3 separate regions of the Homo sapiens genome follow, and all the other regions are linked to region 3. Evidence: chromatin contacts called from ENCODE Hi-C or POLR2A ChIA-PET data. All regions are on one chromosome and are shown on one strand. Each heading gives the region's core, a stretch centred on a gene start or an enhancer-like site at or near the end of the contact. The rest is flanking DNA. Distances are from core to core; before and after follow the strand shown. Region 1 holds the start of DENND11 (DENN domain containing 11). Region 2 holds the start of AGK (acylglycerol kinase). Region 3 holds the start of FMC1 (formation of mitochondrial complex V assembly factor 1).

Evidence for each region. A loop is a pair of places that touch in the nucleus more often than their neighbours do. ChIA-PET counts read pairs that join two places held with the same protein, here RNA polymerase II (POLR2A). Pooled maps may share reads with other maps.
Region 1: a pooled map shows a loop between it and region 3 (13-fold over the local background). The contact joins the promoter of DENND11 here to the promoter of FMC1 in region 3. A Hi-C loop is called at or near these places in 9 of 50 pooled maps.
Region 2: a pooled map shows a loop between it and region 3 (7-fold over the local background). The contact joins the promoter of AGK here to the promoter of FMC1 in region 3. A Hi-C loop is called at or near these places in 2 of 37 single-sample maps with no recorded cell type and 8 of 50 pooled maps. POLR2A ChIA-PET finds 5 or more read pairs at or near these places in 1 of 52 experiments (naive thymus-derived CD4-positive, alpha-beta T cell).

The regions. Positions count from the first base shown.
Region 1 is chr7:141,700,233-141,703,761 of GRCh38, reverse strand. It overlaps DENND11 (DENN domain containing 11), which reads left to right and starts at 1,596. Exons shown (of 9, transcript NM_001080392.2): 1 at 1,596-1,876. The coding sequence starts at 1,609.
Region 2 is chr7:141,549,902-141,553,206 of GRCh38, reverse strand. AGK (acylglycerol kinase) reads right to left here and starts at 1,797. Exons shown (of 16, transcript NM_018238.4): 1 at 1,773-1,797. It overlaps AGK-DT (AGK divergent transcript), which reads left to right and starts at 1,863. Exons shown (of 6, transcript NR_183408.1): 1 at 1,863-2,063. RefSeq lists silencers at 1,553-1,732, 1,913-2,002.
Region 3 is chr7:139,340,084-139,343,387 of GRCh38, reverse strand. FMC1 (formation of mitochondrial complex V assembly factor 1) reads right to left here and starts at 2,051. Exons shown (of 2, transcript NM_197964.5): 1 at 1,866-2,051. The coding sequence starts at 2,003. FMC1-LUC7L2 (FMC1-LUC7L2 readthrough) reads right to left here and starts at 2,051. Exons shown (of 11, transcript NM_001244584.3): 1 at 1,866-2,051. The coding sequence starts at 2,003. TRR-CCT4-1 (tRNA-Arg (anticodon CCT) 4-1) reads right to left here and starts at 2,688; the gene lies at 2,616-2,688. It also overlaps a transcript of LUC7L2 not described here. RefSeq lists enhancers at 1,811-2,060, 1,508-2,075, 2,331-2,400, 2,431-2,500, 2,811-2,870.

The sequences.
Region 1 (3,529 bases), core at 347-2,846, 2.4 Mb before region 3:
CACAGTTGGGCTGTGGTCATTCCCGGAGTCCCTAAGATTAGAACAGGTAATGGGTCACCTGTGTGACCTGCACCAAGGCCAGCCCCACCGCCCCCGGCCACAGAAATAAGATCTCTCTCTCTCTCTGTCTGTCTCTGTGTGTGTATGTATGTGTGTATGTCTGTTTCTGCCTCTCCCACATCACATACATACATACACACACACACACACACACACACAGTGCCTCACTGGGAAGAAATGAGCAGGTATGGAGGAGACATTCTCAGAGATGGATCTCTACTGTGCTCCGTCTTGACTTATTTGCTGTCAGTGCTCCAAGGGATGAGCTCTGGAGGTCATCAGTAACTTGGTCAAACATCCACAGCTACTTCTTCATCCTTCTGATCCAATCAAGAGATTCCTATGCTGAAGTTTTACCTTTCAGGAAAGGCTGAACTAAATATGTAAATAATGAAAGTAGACCCTGTTCTTGGGGGTAAAATGCTGCATAAGTACATTCTTTATTGTTATATCATAGATTTTAGATTAGAAGTGGCAGCCTAGGGCAGTCATTGATTATCTTCTTAGGGATAGGGGTTAAATCACATTATCATTGCAGTGCTGACGTGTAGGACACGGAGGTTCATAAACATCCCGTGGAGTAGCACCCAGCACATAGCTCTACTGGGTCCTTTTGCGAACAGGCAAACCATGGAGCCTTGCTGAACCCTGGATGAACTGTGTACCTCCTTCTCTTGCCACCTCCTTCTTTCTATTTTAATAGCTATTCCTATTTTTATACACATCTCCTCTTAAAGAGTTACTTAGCTGCTAGATTTACCTCAAGGATTGAGGCATGTAAAATTTATTTTTAAATATAAAATGGGGGTTCACAGAAAACCCCTAATCCATTTCCAAAGCCATCAGCTTTAGAGCTGACTTTCCTCTTTCTCCCCTGAGCAACTTCCTTTTCCTGATCTTCTGAGGGAATATCCCTCGTCCCACAAATGCTCCAGCACCTCCTAATTTAATACCCTCAAGTTGTATATATACCAGGAAATAAACTCATAATCTCCATCCTAATCAGTTTGTAATATAAAAGGAAGAACAAAATTCCCAAACTTTAACCCTATGGCCTTTTCAGTGTTTATTGATGAGTATATTGCAAACACCTGGGTAGCCAGAGCACCTCTGCTTCACTCCTCTGCTTAGAAGCAGCTTCTGCCACACATCCAGGATTATGTAATACATATCTGTCACGGTCCACAGGACCAGCGGACTTTAAAAAATAATGGTGACATAAAAACTCACAGTGGTAGCTATACCACGGAACCCTAGGTGAGAAGGCACCTCCACCCGCACACAGGTGTATGGACGCAAGGATGAACGTTCCGGCCGCACGCGTCCCACACACGGACGTGCACACGGGCGCCTCCGAATAGGCTCGCGGTTCCCGAAGCCGGCTCCGCGGACGCCTGCTCTGGCTCCGTGGGAAAGGCGCCTCCGCGGCGGGGCCCCGGGCAGCGCCAGACCCGGCGGGCGGCGGCGGCGTTGGCGCGGCCAGGCGAGGGGGGTTCCCGCAGCCCGCCCGCCCCGCCCCTCGCGCCCGCGGCTCCGCCTCGCCTAGCCATGGTGGAGCAGGGAGACGCGGCGCCGCTGCTGCGCTGGGCCGAGGGCCCCGCCGTCTCCCTGCCGCAGGCCCCGCAGCCGCAGGCGGGAGGCTGGGGCCGGGGCGGCGGCGGGGGCGCCCGGCCGGCCGCGGAGCCGCCCCGGAGGCGGGAGCCCGAGGAGCCGGCCGCCCCGGAGGTGCTGCTGCAGCCCGGGCGCCTGGAGCTGGGCGACGTGGAGGAGGACCAGGTGGTGGCCGTGTTCGTGGTCACCTTCGACCCCCGCTCGGGTGAGGGCCGCGCCGGGGCCAGGCGCGTGGGGAGGGTCGGGGTGCCCCCGAGCTTTGGGGGCGCGGGGGAGGGGCTCGCTGCGCGCGCACCTGCCCTCCCGGCCCCGCACCCCGCACCAGGGCCGGCCCCGGGCTCCCGGGCTTGGGGAAGGGCGGGGGTCGGCCAGTCCTCAGCTCTCTCCCTCGGGGCGCAGCTGGGTGCTGGCGCGCGGCCTCTCGGAGCGGCCCCGAGGGCTTTGTTCCAGCCCCGCCGACCTCCTCTCCCCTCCCCTCCTCTCCTCTGAGTCCCAGCCCCACAGTGGTGTTCGCACTTCAGTGACAGGGCATCCGGTTTGTGGCCACGTTGGGTTTTGTTTTCTTTTCTTGGGGGCTAGAAGATTTTTCACGTTGTGCGGAGGAAACCCCCCGGGCGAGCGCCCTGAGCTCCCCGCTCGCCCCCCATCCCGTCCCCCGCTCCCCGCTCGCCCCCCACCCCGTCCCCCGCTCCCCGCTCGCCCCCCACCCCGTCCCCCGCTCCCCGCTCGCCCTAGCTCCCCGTCGCTTCCTCTGGGGTAACTTTCCTAGCGGCCAAGTTCACTTTCTCTGACTGCATTATTTTGAGGAATTAACGCCGGGAGCATTAAGGGATGGGGCTGAGGGATTCAGCTGAAGGCTGATTAAAGGAGAAGCCTCCCCGGATAGGCTGTCTTTCGGAGATGCTTGGAGAATTAAAGTCTTATCCCACATAATCTTAGCCTAACCACCCGGCAGGGGGGTGTGCGTTTTCCAGGTGAGAGTCCACGGGGGACAGAAGGTGGAAGAACGACCCTGCGCGCCCAGGAAGCCTTGGAGGGTCAGCTAGGGACTTCTGACTCTGAGAGTGGCTCTGCTGTTCGGGGTTGGGGGAAGGAGGTGTCATCGCAGGAGTCGTGGTGTCAGGGCTTAAGGAAACCCAGGTGTGACTGTCAATGTCTCCAGGGCAGCTGCTGGAGTGTGGAGTGCCTGTTCGTGCGGGAAAATATTGGCTGCTTTCTGGGATGAGGTGGGATGGAGTGGAGAAAAAAAGGGGTTAGGATCTGGAGAAGGGGAATCTGGTATGGCAGCTGATGATGGGTTCCAGGCCGGTAATTTTGGGGTTCTCAGCTGTAGGACACAGGAAGAATGTGGGATTCACTGTGGAGCTCCATTTGCAGGGACAGAGTTTGTGGGGACAATTCAGGCCTTTGTGACTTCTGCTTGTTTCTTTGCCACATTCCATGGCTTTCAAACTCTTTTGACTGATCTATCATGTGAAGTTAATTTTACATCACAACCAATATGCTCACATACACGTACAGTACTTATGTAACTGAAATAGACATTTCATGAAGTAGTGCTGACTCCTTCTACATGTAATGCATTCTTTTTTCTCTCTCTTTTTTTTTTTTTTCAGACAGTGTCTCACTCTGTCGCCTAGGCTGGAATGCAGTGGCTCTTTTCTCTTTTTTTTAAGTGTTCATCACACATGCTGGTTGACTCGCATTTGAGATTCCTAGATACCAGTAGTTTGAAAAGTATTGGTCTTTTTTGACCAAAGTTACCCGTAATGCTAGACAAAAACCAATACTTTGTAACTAATCATATTGCTTATACTGTACCCCATCATTTACAGGTAAACAGCTACCAGCATTTGAC
Region 2 (3,305 bases), core at 548-3,047, 2.2 Mb before region 3:
ATGAGACTAGACACTACAGAGATGGTCTCTCTGCATTGTGAGGATACAGCAAGAAGACAGATCTCTACAAACCGAGGAAGAGAGCTATCACCATGCACTCAACCATGCTGGCACCTTAACTTTGGACTTCCAGCCTCCGGAACTGTGAGAATTAAATTTCTGTTGTTTAAGCCACCCAGTTTTTGCTATTTTTTTTTTACAGTAGCCCAAACTGAGAGTGTACAAAGGCATAAAAGACAGTAAAGTGTGTTGAGAGAAACATACGTAGATAGTTGAGGGGAGAATTAGGTTCATGGCTGAGACTGGAAAAAGGGGGTATGATCTAACAGTAATACGCTGGGGAGAATTTAGCAAGGCCTATTTGTTCTGATTCTTCTCTGTGTACCTGTGTCTTCAAAGATAAGGGCATTCCTTTCCTCGATCCTATACTTACAGGATGAGCACCTCTCACTGAAGGGTCTTATACAGAAGAAGGTCAAACAATTCTTTTATGGCCTGCTTCAGGGGAGAAAAGTGGGAAGACACAAAGTGACTTTCCTGCTTCAGTTGTTTCCTCTAATGCCAACGAGTCATATTTTGCGGCAGTGTGTCCTGAATCTCATCAACAGCGGAGTAAAAATTGGAGTGTCTAGAACAGGGGTTCTCAACCTTTAGTGCAGAACTTGTTAAAAACACAGAATCCTGGGAACTGCCCCTTCCCGCAAGAGTCTCATTTGTTCTGGAATTAAGCTGTCATCTTCACTTGTTAACAAGTACTCCCATGTTGGTTGCAATGGAGGTCACCACTATACCAGACTTTGAGAAACAGTGGTTTAGAGATAAAGGATTGAAGACCAGGTGGGATTAGAAAAGACCTTGAACCCACACTAAGGACTTTGGCTATTATTTTGAAGACAATGAAAAACCTTTAATGGGCTTTAAGCAGGTGAGTGATATAATCATATTTGAACTGTTAAAAGACCACTTTATAGCAGAATGAAAAATGAACTGGAAGAAGCTAAAATTAAAGCTAAAGAGAACCATTAGGAAGTTATTGCCATAATCTGTAGGCTCCTAAAAGAACAAACCAAGATAAAGGATGGATTTGGAAAGCTTTAGAAAGTAGAAATTGGCAGCAGTTGGTGGTCCATTGACTGTAGTAAGTGAGAGAGGAGGAACCAAGCCAGGTTTTTGTGCTTGGGTGACTGGTTGAATAGTGATTTCAGTCATTTAGATTTGAGTGGTAGGTTTGTGGAGAAAAGTAGTGCGGTTTAGGAGATACTGAATTTGACACGCCTGTGGAGTATCCAGGTGGAAATGTTTTTCTTACTAGATAGTGAACCCCTCATGGGCAAGTTCGTCTATCCATCTGCAGCACCAGAACCTAGTAAAGCGCCAGAATGAATGAACCAACCAACCCATCAATGGATCTGATACTATTGGCCCCATTTTGCAAAGGGCTATGCTGAAGCCCAAGGGACGAAGTGAGGGGGGTCCACAAGTTAGCGACAGCTCTGGGACTCGAACCCAGGACAGCTGACTCCCGCCGTGACCACGGGATCCGCGCGAGGCCCTCCCCTGCCGCGCCGGCCAGGCCCGCACCCCCTACCCTCAAGCCGCGCCGCCGCCTGCACCCACGACCCCTGATGCTTGGGTCCCCGCGGCTCTCGGCCCAGCGCGACTCCAGAGGCTCCGCCCAGCGCCCCGGGCCCCCATCCCGACTCCCACCCCGCTCGCGCGCTCAGTCCCAGCGACCCGCACTGCGCTCCCCGCCTGGGCGCCGCTGCACTCACCACGGCTGGTCCAGCTCGCGGCTCTGCCTTTCCTGTGTGCTCCCTCCAGATTCCCCGGCTCGTTCAAGGGAAACCGCTGCCGCCGCCCTCGGGTTCCGCCGCGGGGCTGCGAGCGCGCGCGGGCCAGTTCGGGCCGGGGGCGGGAACCGGCTCGGATGCTCAGGGACGGTGGGGGTGGCAGGGCCCACCGGCTTGAGGCTGCCTTTCCCGGCGTTCCCTCGTTTATTGGCTCACTCTTCCTTTCATCCATCCATCCTTTGCGCAACAATATTTGATGGGAAGCCTGCCAAGGTAACACTGTTTTAGCACCTGGAACTAAGTCGGAAAATAAATTAACTAAATGAACAAGGCCATTGGAGATGGTGCTCCGTGCCACGAAGAAAATGAAACGAGGTGATGGAAGGCAGTGCGGGAAGGGGGAGAACTGTGTGAAATTAGGCGGCCTGCGCTAGGCCTTCTGAGTAAGGGGCCATTGGTCTGAGACCTGGATGTCAAGAAGGAGCAGCTGAAGCAAAGATCCAGGGGAGAGAGCCTGGAGAGGGAAGGGCCCGTGCAAAAGCTGAAAAGCCTGGGGCACTCTGGCGAGTTGCAGGCCAGTGTGGGTGAGACAGAGAGAGCTAAGGAGACAGGCCAAGCGAGGAAGCTGGAGAGGTGGAGACAGGCCACGGCGGCCAGGAGTTTGGACATGACATTAAACAGGGCGAGAAGACATTGCGGGGGTGCAATCAGGGGCTGGTGGGACTGGTTTCCATTTCACACAGCTCTCTGGCCACAGGTGCTTGATTGGATTCTAGAGAACAAGAGAGCAACGGAGAAGCTAGGCCAATGCCAACCTCCAGACAGTTTACATTCTGTACTCGCCCACCAGATTGGTGTGGGGACAAAGCCAGGTCCTTCTTCTTTCCAGCATTCAGTCTGCCAACTTTTTTTTTTTTTTAGACAGGGTCTCACTCTGTGGCTCAGGCGCTAGTGCAGTGGTGCAATCTCAGCTCACTGCAGCCTCTGCTTCCCGGGTTCAAGCAATTCTTGTGCCTCAGCCTCCCGAGTAACTGGGATTACAGGTGTGTGCCACCAGGCCCAGCTAAATTTTTTTGTATTTTTAGTAAAGACGGGGGTTTTGTCACGTTGGCCAGGCTGGTCTCGAACTCCTGACCTCAAGCGATCTGCCCGCCTTGGCCTCCCAAAGTGCTACGATTATAGGCATGAGCCATCGCACCCGGCCAGTCAACCAACATTTGAGTGTGCACTAGGCCCTGCATCAGGCACTGGGGGTATGCTCAGGTACAAGGCCCTTCATGGTTCCTGCCCCATGGAGCTTGCTATCTAGTCTGCACATTTCCTACGTGTAGACATGCATCCTACCTATGTCTCCCTAGGTGAATGCTTCAAAAAAAAAAGGCCGGGGCGGGGACCTTCAATGAGGCTATGGTGCAGTAAACATATTCCTTATGCCAGGGTGCACCAATCCATTGGGCCACACTGTTTAGTAGCAAGAAATTTCTAGCCCTCTCTCCTGAGTCTCCATCTGTAAAC
Region 3 (3,304 bases), core at 802-3,301:
TGCCCATGCTGTTAGAATGTGGGTTTTAGGATCTGCAGATCATGTTGAAAGCAACATTCATTAGCTGCTTAAAAACAGAATTAATCTGCTTTAATACAAATTTAACTTTTTAGTAATTTAAATTTTATGAGAAATCAACACCAATGTCAAGCATTAACAAATCATAGCATCCACTTCTATTAATATATAAGCCCAAATTTGTGGAATTTGACATGGGAATTCTAGGTTAATGTAGGATAGAATACTGCTCTTGATTCGGTTGAGCCTGAATCATGAGGACAAAAGGGTCAGCAATAGACAGGAAACAGTAAATAGATCACAAGAACCCAAAAGAGATCAAATGAAATAGAACACTGTATTTTCCCTGTGGAGAAAGGGTAGGTTTCTCCCTAATAGAATCCCTTCTCCGGAGGGAAAGGATAGAGAAAATGGGATGGTTATTCAGTTAGCTGTGAGCCTGAAGGAAACAGAAACCATTTCCCCTATGCTCAAGTGCATTCCAGAGTGGTATTTCCAGAATGTACCATGAATTTCAGAACCATTACCAAGTCTCTCTCAAGGGTAATAATGTTATCCCCATAAGGTACAACTATAATCATGTCACCTCCTTAAAAATCTTAGAATGGGGCCAGGTTTGATAGTTCACGCCTGTAATTACAACACTTTGGGAGGCCGAGGCAGGCGGATCACCTGAGGTCAGGAGTTCAAGACCAGCCTGACCAACATGGAGAAACCCCGTCTCCACTAAAAATACAAAATTAGCCGGGCGTGGTGTCGCATGTCGCCTGCCTGTACTACTCGGGAGGCTGAGGCAGGAGAATCGCTTGAACCTGGGAGGTGATCACAATCTTAGAATGGCTTCCCATTACACTTACAATAAAGTTTAAGTTCCTGTTCGGCCTACCACTTCATCTACCTCCACTTCACCCACCACACCTTAGGGCTAAACCACTCTCAACTGGCAATTTTTCTCCCCTTGGGCTTTCAATTGTGTAGCTTTTAAACCTGGACCCTAACCCCAATTTACTTGCTAACTCCAAATTAGCCTTCAGGTCCCTGATTAATTTCCTCCGGAAAACCTTCCCTAACTACCCCTTCTTTATACCCCAGCCCCTGTTGTCTACACCTTGAGCACTTATTTATCCTCAGTACTTTACTGTATGGCTCCTTAGGTGGGCAGCAAGTGTCTTAAGGACAGGACACATGTGCATCTGATTCTTCCTGTTTAGACCAGGTTCCTAGCACAGACCCTAACGTTGCCACCTTTTAAAAACTAGGTGAATTTGAGTTCTAAGATTTTACATTCTGACGTCCGTGGCTCAGAAATTCGACAGTTGATCGTTCTCCCTTTCCCCACATTGCTCAAGGGCAGCAAGTTTCCTTCCCTAAAGCCCAGTTGTTCTTTTCCGCCTCAAAAAGAAATGCTTCTTAGAATAACTTTTCTAGGGGACGGGTGAGGAAATTGTTGGCCAGATGCTGTGGCTTTAAGTCTAGCAACAGTACACCCTTCAACTCCATCTTCATTGTTTTATCCCCAGCATTGAATCCTCCATTCCACTTTCCTGACTGCCCTCCGCAGAGGCAACAGACCAGCCAATGAAATCCTTCGGGACGGGTCCGCCCCTCTGCAGGACAGGCTGACGTCCCCAGAGCGACTCTGCGCCCCCCCCCGCTGGTCCTTTGGTCCCCGAGTTTATGCCAGAGCATGGAGCCTAGGGCCTGGGTTGGTTTGGTCAGAACCAGGGCTCCGTGGGAGGGTTGGCCTCAGAAATGCAGGAATTAAACACCGTGCTCCCCACCCTAGCCCAGACCCGGCTCTTCCTCCCTCCCCAGCACGTAGAGCACCCGGGACATGGCTCCCGTACCCGATGTGCACGGAAAGCCTTCACAAGGTACCGATAGGCCGCGGTGTCGCGATAGGGTCGGCCGGTGGCCGCGCTCAGGTAGCGCAACTCCCGCAGAAGTCCTCGAAAAGTGTGCGACGGGGACCCTAAGGCCGCCATTGTCCTGTCCTTCTCCGAGCGTGGTGCCCAACGGCGTCCTACGACCCTGAAAACCCCTCCTCCGGCCCAGGCGCCTAATGGTACGGTCGGACAGACTACCGACTCCCCCTATCGACTGACGAGCAGTGGAACCGCTCACTTGTCCGTTGACCGAACCTTATTAATCGAAGGCCCAGGGGCGCCGTAACAAAATCAAACGAAACCCGACTGTTAACTGAAGGTACCAGGACCTCTAACCCAGAACAAGGGTTTGGGGAAACAGGGGCTTTTCTTCACTGCGTCATTGAAGATGCCCGTTAGCCGACCAACCGCTGAGTCTCAGGAGAAGCGGGCCCGGCGGGGGGTGTGGGTGTGGATTTGATATGGAACACGCTGAGAAGACATTTTTAAATGATTTATAAAAGGGATATCAAAATTCAACGTATTGACGTCTCCCCAAATCCCAGGGGACCTGCGGCTCAGACAAAGGACATGGGTGTGTGCAGATTCTCGAAAATTGCAGCCCACCAGCTAGTAAAAACACACACACACTTCCCATTTAAAAAAAAAAAAAGTAAAGTTGGCATATTTCGCTTTGTTTAGAAAGGGGAAAAAAGGACAAAAGTCACAGGCCACCCCAGATGGGACTCGAACCCACAATCCCTGGCTTAGGAGGCCAATGCCTTATCCATTAGGCCACTGGGGCTTCTGCAAACGACGCGCTCACACAACATATTCAACTATTTTCCTCTTTGGTACGTCATCGTCACTTCATTTTCGCCTTACCCTATCCCACGAAACCACACCTAGCGCCCACGTGAGGGGTGACGTATGCTGGGAGTTGTAGTTAGAGAACAAAAGTCCACATCACCGCGCCAAAGGCTTTACCCTCGAAACTGCACCGATGCTCCGGACGTTGAACGGGCGCGCGCACGCTTCTGCGTACGCGCTTGCCTGCGCAATAGTCTCCGCGCCTGCGCCGTAGTCCCCGCGCCTGCGCAAAAGCGGGCATGCGCCGTCGCGGAGCACAGCGCGCTGGGCAAATTGGCCGGATCTTCGAGACTCGCCCTCTGAACGTCAGCTCTGGTGGGTTTTTACCGGAAGCAGCCGGACCTTTTCCGGTGTTGCGAATTTCCAGGAGGAGCTTTGCTCCAGCGGCCGTTAGATGGCGCCTGCCGCGGTCAATTTCTGCTTCCGGTTGAAGCGTTGAGGCCATTTCCGCAGGCCGGGCGTGGTGGCGCACGCCTGTAATACCAGTACTTTGGGAGGCCGAGGCGGGCGGATCATCTTAGGTCGGGGGTTTGAAACCAGCCTGACCAACA